2 separate regions of the Homo sapiens genome follow, and region 2 is linked to region 1. Evidence: read pairs that join two places in POLR2A ChIA-PET (ENCODE). Cell type or tissue: OCI-LY7. All regions are shown on one strand.

What was found. ChIA-PET counts read pairs that join two places held together with the same protein. Peaks named below come from ENCODE experiments on the same cell type or tissue, not always from the same donor. Only the 100,000 strongest peaks of a DNase experiment are listed, where the experiment ranks them.
Region 2: POLR2A ChIA-PET joins it to region 1 with 11 read pairs; 1 of 35 experiments calls an interaction of 5 or more read pairs at or near these places.

What each region holds. Positions count from the first base shown.
Region 1 is chr10:5,760,634-5,765,633 of GRCh38, forward strand. TASOR2 (transcription activation suppressor family member 2) reads left to right here. Exons shown (of 22, transcript NM_001321783.2): 20 at 657-838; 21 at 1,899-2,013; 22 at 2,396-3,107. The coding sequence ends at 2,399. It overlaps GDI2 (GDP dissociation inhibitor 2), which reads right to left. Exons shown (of 11, transcript NM_001494.4): 11 at 4,590-5,000. Among named protein-coding and RNA genes, the nearest start is that of GDI2, 50 kb to the right of the region's middle. In OCI-LY7, CTCF peaks have their summits at 3,986 (motif pointing left) and 4,185; no DNase peak of the experiment used is centred here; H3K27ac peaks cover 929 bases.
Region 2 is chr10:6,317,926-6,322,925 of GRCh38, forward strand. It overlaps a transcript of PFKFB3 not described here. Among named protein-coding and RNA genes, the nearest start is that of LINC02649, 6.1 kb to the right of the region's middle. In OCI-LY7, no CTCF peak of the experiment used is centred here; a DNase peak (open chromatin) is centred at 2,606; H3K4me3 peaks cover 1,855 bases; H3K27ac peaks cover 3,576 bases.

The sequences.
Region 1 (5,000 bases):
GGTATCATGTAACTATGTTCAGTATGATGTCATAAAAAATTTATACAGGAAAAAGTGAAAGGAAATTAATTCATGATGTTAAGAGTGATTATCACTAGGGTTATGGGAATGGGTGTGATTTGGGTTTTCTCCAACAAGCATGAGAATGTAAGTGATGAAAACTAGAGAGACGGGAGTCGAGCAGAGACAGAAATGCTAAAAATTTAAACATACTGAGTTAACACATTTTCCTAGTAGTGATAGAATTTTCAGGGAAGCAAGAAACCAAGAAAATTCTGGCTGCTACCTAATTTTAATGAAGTTGGCGATTATCTGCCCACAAGGTATGAGAAGTATAGATGTGCATTGCTCTACAAATATACAACGCAATAAGGCCCACTCGAAATTCATGAAAGGCTTGCCAAGCCACATGGCTTGATTGGTCGTAGGTAGATGCATGATGTCCCTCTTAGAATGAGGCCCATGTTTAAAATCCACATTTACAAAAGGAGTAGGTACAATTGTGATGTTTTGAGGTAACCAAAGTGTGTCATGAAAAAGAACGTCAAGAAGAAAGGCAGAGGAACTCATGAGTTTGAATGGTTAAACTGAAGGCAAGAAAAAGTCCTAAGAATAAAACTGAAAAATATTTTAATATGCCTATGTATCTTTCACAGAGTGGATTCAACTGCACATAAGAAGAACATAATGTTGAAGTCATTTCAGAGTGCAAATATCATTGAATTGCTTCATTATCACCAGTGTGACTCTCGATCATCAACAAAAGCAGAAATTCTGAAATGTTTGCTAAACCTGCAAATTCAGCATATTGATGCCAGGTTTGCTGTCCTCCTAACAGGTAATTCACAGGCGCATTTTACTCAGTTAATGCCAAAATTGGTCAGCTCTAGGAATGTCAAAGTTAGATACCTGATGAAGAGTATCAGGTATCTAAATGGCTTGGCATCCCATGGATACCAGAATCACCCAAATCTGCTGAAGCTGAAGCCCTTATATAAAATGTAGTATTTGCAGGTAACTACACAATCCTCCTATGTATGTAAGTCAGTTCTAGATTACTTATAATACTCAATACAGTATAAGTAGTTATACCGTATTATTTTTTAAATCAATACTGGGGCTGGGTGCAGTGGCTCACACCTGTAATCCCAGCACTTTGGGAGGCCGAGGCGGGCGGATCACTTGAGGTCAGGAGTTAGAGACCAGCCTAGCCAACATGGTGAAACCCCATCTCTACTAAAAATACAAAAATTAGTCAGGTGTGGTGGTTCATGCCAGTAGTCCCAGCTACTTGGGAGGCCGAGGCAGGAGAATGGCTTGAACCCCGGAGGCAGAGGTTGCTTTTAAAAAATTTGTGGGGCAGCCAGGGACAGTGGCTCACGCCTGTAATGCCAGCACTTTGGGAGGCTGAAGCAGGTGGATCACTGAGCCCAGGAATTTGAGGCCAGCCTGGGCAACTTAGCGAGACCTCATCTCTACAGAAGTTGGCAGGTGTGGTGATGTGTGCCTATAGTCCTAGCTACTTGGGTTAAGGCAGAAGGATTGCTCGAGGCTGCAGTGAGCCGTCATCACACCACTGCACTGTAACCTGGGTGGCAGAACAAGACCCTATCTATCTTTAAAAAAAAAAAAAAAAAAGTGTTAAGAAAAATTTACGTAAAGAACCATAGTTATCATTTTTCAGGGATTTTTTTTCAGTACTTTAACCACCACCCCCGATGGAGGCATCTATTTCCAAAGCTTCAAATCTTTTCTTAATTTGGAACCCAACACCTTTTCTCCCCCTACCCCTCACACGAGGAAGTTCCACAGATTTTTTAAAATAAAAAACCAGGTCCTGTTATATAAAAGTACATTAATTATATTAACCAAAAGTTGTTTTTTTTTTTTTTTAACAGACAAGCCTACTATCCCCAGAGAAGTCTTTGAAAATAGTGGAATCCTTGTTACAGATGTAAATAACTTTATAGAAAACATAGAAAAAATAGCAGCTCCATTTAGGAGTAGCTATTGGTAAGAACACTTTTTATGTAACTTTCCCATGTGAGTTGGAGTTGTTGATGGCAAATATTGACATTTGTGTCTAAGGGAAACAGTTGGGAAACTGTTGTTTACATACTTCATGCTATAAATTTAAAGTGTTTGTTTAGGGGTGGAATTGCTATTTGGCATAAATAGGAATTCCTAAATTATCACTAAATGAAGTAACCATCTACTAAAATTACCTATTTTATCTAATGTGCATTTTCACTTGCTGTTAACTTGGATCGTCAGTACAGAACATAATGTAACCTTAGAATGCATAGGCGTTTTCCCCATTAGAGCATCCCGCTTATAAAATATTTCTTGTTCGTATTATTTTAAGAAGTTCTTTATCAATTTTGTGTTTCTTCAGGTGACTCAACTACAGCCTGCCTGGATATGGATGATGCCAATAAAAAATTAGTATTTTCCCTTTGGAAAACTTGTGAACATGTGAATACACATGTGAACAGTCTTACATTTGAAAAACCAATGTTCTACAACTTGGAAAGTTTTCATTTTTTATATTTTGCTGAAATATGTCACAGTGGCATTGCAGTTGTCTGTTAGCTTTGGGTTGCAGTGCTAGATATTGTTTTAAATTATTTTCATTTTAAACAAGATGCCTTCTAAGCTATTGAGCTTATTAAAAATAATTTTACATGTTTACTTAGTTGGAGCAAAAATAAGTCTATTTTAACAAATAGCTTTGTTTTTGCATGCTAATGTCAGAAAGGCATACGATGCACATTATGCTCTGTTTTAAAGGTTTTACCACCCTTGTAAAAACTATAATCTTAAATGGTTTTATTTGCTGTTACACAAACAACACTACATAAAACATTTTTTCCTAAATGGTACAAATTTATAAACTATCATTTTTCACTTACGGTATTTGTAAATACTACACTACAAAAATCAGCTTTCTGAGAAAGAAATAATCATTTATTTATGATATTGAAAATTTCTACAGTAAACACTCAAAACCAAGCAAAAAACATTTGTAAGATACACGGTATCTATTTGGAGCAACGGTTTTTGTAACTAATGTGTTTCATTTTTTAAATAAAGACAACTAAAAATAATCTCTTTCTGCAATGATTTTTATAGCAGAAATTGACTTATCTGGAGTGTTCTAGCAATTTTTAGGTCATTTAGCAGAACAGTAAGCTTCCAGAGGAAACCTACACTTCTATCCTTTGGGCCTGGCCTGTTCTGTTTCTGGGTTCTTTCCGCAGTCAAGTACACCGAGTAACAGGTTAAAGAATGGCAGTTTCACCTGGCCTTTACAGGGACACTTACTTCTTTCAGAAGTCATTAAGTCGGCTTTTATTATTCCTAAACAAAAGAGCTTTATTTTCTCATGAGTAGGTTTTAGAGTTTTAATTGTTGACAATTTTTCAGTTACTAATAGAACCCCAGTCATTTCATTTTATTTTTCCAAGGACAAGAGTCTATTAAGGGAACCATTAACTATTCAGTACAGTGAATTACTTTCAGATTACTAAGGAAAAGGAAAGTGAGCAGTTATAAGATGCCAAACACCTATCTATCTGCCTGAAATATGCACCTTTCAGGTTGGACCTAATAACATTCACCTCCCCTTGCTGAAAAGCCTTCCAACACCCACGAGGCCATCTCAGTTTCCATGCTACCTTTTCTGTAACTCTACTAATAACCAAACCACATCATGTGTTCACCAAACTGAGTTATCCCAGTAACTACCATTATCATCTTTGTCTCCACTGGCCTGGCACACAAGGTATTCAGTAAATACGTTGAATGAAGAATATGAAGATGCGTGGTTTTTCTTTTTTCACTTATTACTAACCCAGCTTGGGCCTTTGCATGGGAAGAGAAAAAGGCTTGCTGGGACTTCAGATAATTTTATCATACAGGTAAAGCAGTGGTTCTCAACATCTGGAGACATTTTTGGTTGTCATTCCAAGATGGTGCTGTTGCCATCTAGTGTGTGGAGGCCAGGGATGCTGCTACAATCAACCCTATCAACAGAGAATGATCCAGCCCAAAACATCAACTGAAGTCGAGAAGCTCCATCATTTTGGCAATATGAATAACAATCTAAATCACCACCCTAGTTCCTTTAACACATCATCTACCTTAGTCTGTCTCCTTCATACTCTGAAGAGTCAGTGTTTATCTGTGGTAAACAACAGCATCTGCCGTGAGGCTCATCACTGTCAGGGGAAAGGGCCTTATATGTAAACACTTTATCATTTCAACTACACAAAAATTATTTACTAAAGCACCTACTCTACCTGACAGTTCACTTACTCCCTTATAACTGCTGCTACAAGCAAAATCATTAAACACTATTTTTTCTGCACAAAGATGATAGGTCTAGTAATGGTACTGTGTCAAGAATAAAACTCGAGGTCTACTCACAGGGAAGCCAGACGACAGGACCTGCTGTGATCCTTCCAGATCAGAAGACACCCACGCTTTCCGCTGCTGAGCATTCTGACTGGCATTGACTCCAGTGCTACCAAAGGAAGCACGGCAGCTGTGACCCTTGCAATCAGGACACACAAACCAACACCGGGCAGTAGTTTCCAGAATTTGGCTTTATTTTGCAGTACAGAAATCATTTGGAGCCATTTTGAGACAGAAGTAGAGGCTCTGTCAAGTCAATACTGCATTGCAGCTTGGTCCACTGAAGAAGCCACGCCTGAGATACAAAAGATGCACTACACTTGACCCGCTTTATGTTCGCTTCCTCTCCCCTTCTCTCTCATCAACTTTATTAGGTTAAAACACCACATACAGGCTTTCTCCAAATGACTCCCTATGTCTGGGGTTTGGTTAGAATTTTATGCCCACATAAACCAAACTTGTGGCTATGCTATTTGGGCCCTGCCATAACATTTGACATAATACAAAATATAAAGTCATAGGGAAAACTTCCGGATGCTGTCCCAAACCGTGGAATATTCAATTTAGAATCTCCTGAACCTCAA
Region 2 (5,000 bases), 560 kb after region 1:
TCTTTGGGAAGCAATTTGGTGATTCTCAGGAGGAACAGGGCTTTTTGACCAAATCAGTGTTACACAGAAGCAGCATGTGGTTGTGATACCAGTTCAGAAAACTATACATACATAACCTGAAAAGCGAAAGTTCCTTTTCATGACACCATGCCCCCTCCACCCTAAATTCAGTTCCCGGGAAATAGCTACTGTTAGCAGGGCTGTGTCTTTTGGATTTGCAGTGCACTCCTCTTTCTGGGAAGGCATGGGTGCAGGGCTCCTCCTGTGGGGAGGACCCCTTGCCCATCCATGCACCCATAGGGCCACCTGCTCCTTCTCAAGCTGCCCCTGGGAGCAGATGCATCTTGGATCACTGTAACTGGCTCCTCCGTGATGAGGACAACCATCGGAGTGGGGAGATTGGAGCATACACCACCAGCTTCCTTCTGTTGGTAGAAGCCCCATGACGGCCTTGCATTCTAAGGACAACCTGATTGGCTGATGATTTTATCCCTCGGAAACTCAGATATGGATGGAAAGTTGAGAGGTGAGCTCTCCTTCTTCCCCAGGGGGTAGAGGGGATCCTGTCCATTCCCGGAGCTGTGCTCCAGCCTCTGCCTGCACGCCCGAGGCTGGCCCCACCTCTGCCAATATCCATTGCCCTGTTTTGACTTGCAACAGAGATGCTCATTTTGCGCTTTTGCCTGACCACGAAGATTTGTCTGCTGCAGCTTTCTCGTGACTGATGTTATTTGCTCCACTGTGGAAAAATCCCAGGAGCCTCACAGATCAAGGGCCTAAAGGGAATCGTGTGGGAGGCCTCTGACACTTTGTGTAAAGGGGAAAAACATTATTCCCAGGAGGCAATCAGTCCTCGGGGTGGTGAACTCTGGCCACGGGACCAGCTCCGTCTCTGCGGTGAAATGAGGATGTGTCCTGCTGAAACATGAGTGGGACTTGCGAAGGTCTGGAGGCCAAGTCAGAATTTCCAGGCTGCTTCCATGGGTTCCACGGTCACCCTGGGGTCTGGTCCGAAGCCTGGCTTTTTCCCATTTGAGACTCACATTTTCCCATACCCTAACACGGAGGCTAGCACAGTGTCTGATACTTTGTGGACCCTTGATCAATATTCTCGGGAGGAAGACTTTGATAAATATTCTAAAAGTGCCTTATCTGTTCTAGATGCTAGAGATTCAGCAGTAAACAAAATGAACTAAAAATAGGACTACCATTTGATCACCAATCCTGCTATGCAGTATCCACCCAAAAGAAAAGGAACCACTCTATAAAAGAGATACCTGCACTCCTATGTTCATTGTGGCACTATTCACAATAGCAAAGATAAGAAATTAAACTAAGTGTCCATCAGTGGATGACTGGTTAAAGAATATTTGGTACATATACACAGTGGAATAGTACTCAGCCATGAAAAAGGATCATGTCTTTTGCAGCAACATGGATGGAGCTGGAGGACATCATCTGAAGTGCAACAACTCAGAAACAGAAAGTCAAATGCCACACATTCTTATTTATAAGTGGGAGCTAACTAATGTGCACACATGGACATAGAAAGTAAAATAATAGACATTGGAGACTTGGAAAGGTGGGAGGAGGGTGAGGGATGAGAAATTATCTATTGGGTGCAATATTCACCATTTGGGTGATGGTTACCCTAACAGCCCAGACTTCACCACTATGTCAAATATCCATGTAACACGTAACAAAACTGTAAAAATAATTGTAAAAATTATTTAAAAATTGTAAAAAATTGTAAAATTGTAAAAAAAAAAATCCCCTAAGTCTATAAAAATTAAAAAATGGACAAAAATTCTTGTTCTAATGAGTCCTAAAAAATTAACTCCCTTGATACATTCTCTTTCTTCCTGATACATTCTATTATCTTTCTGTATTTCTACCAATTAATTTGGTTTTATTTCCCTTCAAGAAATAAACAACAAAACATCTTGTTAAAGGGACCATTCTTGGTCAGGTCAATAAACATAAATGAACCTGGCCAGGCGCAGTGGCACATGTCTGTAATCCTAGCACTTTGGGAGGCTGAGGCAGGAGGATCACTTGAGCCCAAGAGTTGGAGACCAGCCTGGGCAACATGGTAAAACCCTGTCTCCACCGAAAAAATACAAAAAATTAGCTGGGGTGGTGGCATGCACCTGTGGTCTCAGCTACTTGGGAGACTGAGGTGGGAGGATTGCTTGAGCCCAAGAGGTTGAGGCTACAGTGAGCTGTGATCATGTCACTGCACTCCAGCCTGGGTGACAGAGTGAGACCCTGTCTCAAAATAACATAAAATAAAATTAATGAAGAATGCATCTTCTAAGAGACACAGCCTACAGTGGATAAATGAGGAATATGAAGCTGTAGTTCTCAGGAATCTCAAAGTCATTCCTTGGATGCTTTTGGCTCAACCTGGTTTTAAAAAAATGGAAAAATGAAGAAATGTATGAGCTTATAAAGGAGAAAATCCAGAGGTTGGGCTGACCTTCAAGGTAGCAGCAGTGGCTCATGGATGTCATGAAGAAACAGCTTCTTCTTCTTCTTTTTTTTTTTTGAGACAGGATCTCTGTTACCCAGGTGAAAGGGCAGTGGCACGGTCACGACTCACTGCTCAGCTTCCTGAGATCAATTGAGCTGAGACCACAGGTGCACACCATCATGCCTGGCTAATTTTTACATTTTTTCAGTAGCGACGAGGTCTCCCTATGTTGCCCAGGCTGGTCTTGAACTCCTGGGCTTAAGGGATCCTCCTGCCTCAGTTGCCCAAAGTGCTGCAATTGCAGGCCTGAACCACCACGCCTGGCCAGAAGCAGCAGCTTCTGTCTGTGTTCTTCACCCTGCCTGTTGCAGTGTTGACTTTAACCTAAAACTGGCTCTCATCACAGTTCTGGAACAGCTGCCAGTAGCTCTCAGAGCCACATGTTCCCTCATTTGTGCCTGACAGGAGAGAGGCTGGCTTTCCATGGCCTTCAGAGTGGGAAATCACCTTGCTGAAGGCCTCCAGTGAATTTCTGCCCAGTTCTAAATGGTGAGCGTTGGGTTCTGTGTCCATTTCTGAACCAACCACTGTCCATGGAAATAGGATGCCTTTTTACCCTGCAGTGGACATCAGTTCTCCAACTCATAAGGGAGGAATAGAACAGAAGTCATTCTGTACAATTTAAATGTAAAGTTGACCTTTATCCATCTTCTCAAAGCCTTCCCTCTGGGCCTGGTGGTCTCTGTGGGACAAATATTTTCCTTCTTCTCATTTCCCAGGAAGTAGAAGTAGGGTGTGTGTCCTCTCTCCTCCCAACTGCTGATTCCGAAACTTTTTGTTTTGCAAAACCCCATGCTCCTTTGAAACTGATGCCTTTATTCCTCCCTCAGCTGTGTCCTCGTCACCTAGTAAGTTCCTTGTCATGCCCATTCTCTGTTGTTTTTTTAAGTTCTCAGTTTTTCTTTGTATCCTTTCTTCTAATTTCATTCTAATTCAGTAAACAATCAAACAAAAAAGAAATATGTGACCCAACATTCTGCTTCTCAGTTTTTTCCTTTGTTTACTTTTTAAACTTCCCCCTCCAGTGTGATCCTTTCCTTCCCTAAACCCCAGCCATTGACCCTCATCATCTTATTCTGTGTCTTGTCATCAGCAGAAACTGCATCTCTTTTGGAATCTTGATTTTAAATGCCCTGTGTCCTGGCTACTACCTTCCCTCCTTCTTGCTAACTTCCTACTCTCCTTTGCACTCACCCAGCAAAAATCACTCACTCACCCAACCCTGGTTGAACCCAATGATCTACTTTCTTTGTGATTGGACTGAACTGCTGAATACTGTTTGAGAAGCTCACACTAACTGGCTTCACAATGAATTGCAAACCTGACTGATGGCTCAACTCTATGTAGAAATTCTGCAGTGCAACCCTGTAGGCATCCTAGCATCCAAGATGGCCTCATTACTGGCTGCTCCTTCTCCTTTGCCGATTCCGCCTCCACTTCCTGGTTTCTAAACAGACATTCCCAGGGCTTCCGCTCAAGACCTCTTTTCTTCTCTCCCATTCGTTCTGCTCTTTCCACCTCTATTCATTTCCATGAAACACCATCCATGTAACTGTGACTTCTAAATGTCTCTCTTTAATCCAGCGCTTTCCCCTGGGTGTTAGTCTGGTAAATTGTCTGTTGACATATTCAGTTGCTGACTCACAGGCGACTCAAACGGAACATATCCCATGTGAATTTCAAATCTCCCTTTCTGCTTCATCTAAAATTTCTCTTCCAGTGTTCTCTGTTTCTGTAGCTCGACCTTGTCACCGTCTACCCCCTTACTACAGCCCCAGACCCTCAATGTCTCCATTTTCCTCACCAGTCTTTTTCCTTTACACATTCGGCATTCGGCGACCTCCATGGATTCCACCTTCAAAAGAGCCATATCTCAAATCCATCTACCACTTTTCACCTCTGTCACCATCCCCAGGACAGTCCATCATCATCTCACCTGGCTCATGATAATAGAGTCCTAAATGGCTTCCCTGTGGCCACTCTTGACCACTGTAGTCCACACTTCACCCAGTAGCCTGAATGATCTTTGAACAATGTCAATCACATTATCTCACTTCCTTGCTTAAAACTTGTCAATGGCTTCCCACCATGCCTCAAATTCCAGTGCAATCTTCCCTTACCTCCCTCATTAGCCACACTGGCTCCCATCCTCCCTTGCTCGTGATGCTCCAGTAACACTGATGTCCTTTTCAGATCTTAGAATATGTTGAACTCTTTGAACCTCAAGGTCTTTAATGGACTTTCCTTTCACCTGGATTAGTCTTCTTTGGTCTCTTCTCACAGCAGAAATTTCTCATCTCTTGAAACTCAGCTTGAGTGTCGTCTGAAAGATGCCTTGCTGTCCACCTCCTCTAATGTGTGTCTGACTCATTATTCTCTGTCGTGACTCTTTTTTCCCATTGAATGAAACCTCTCATAATCCTAGTTATTTTATTTACTTGTTTATTGTCAGTCTTTGCCATTAGAA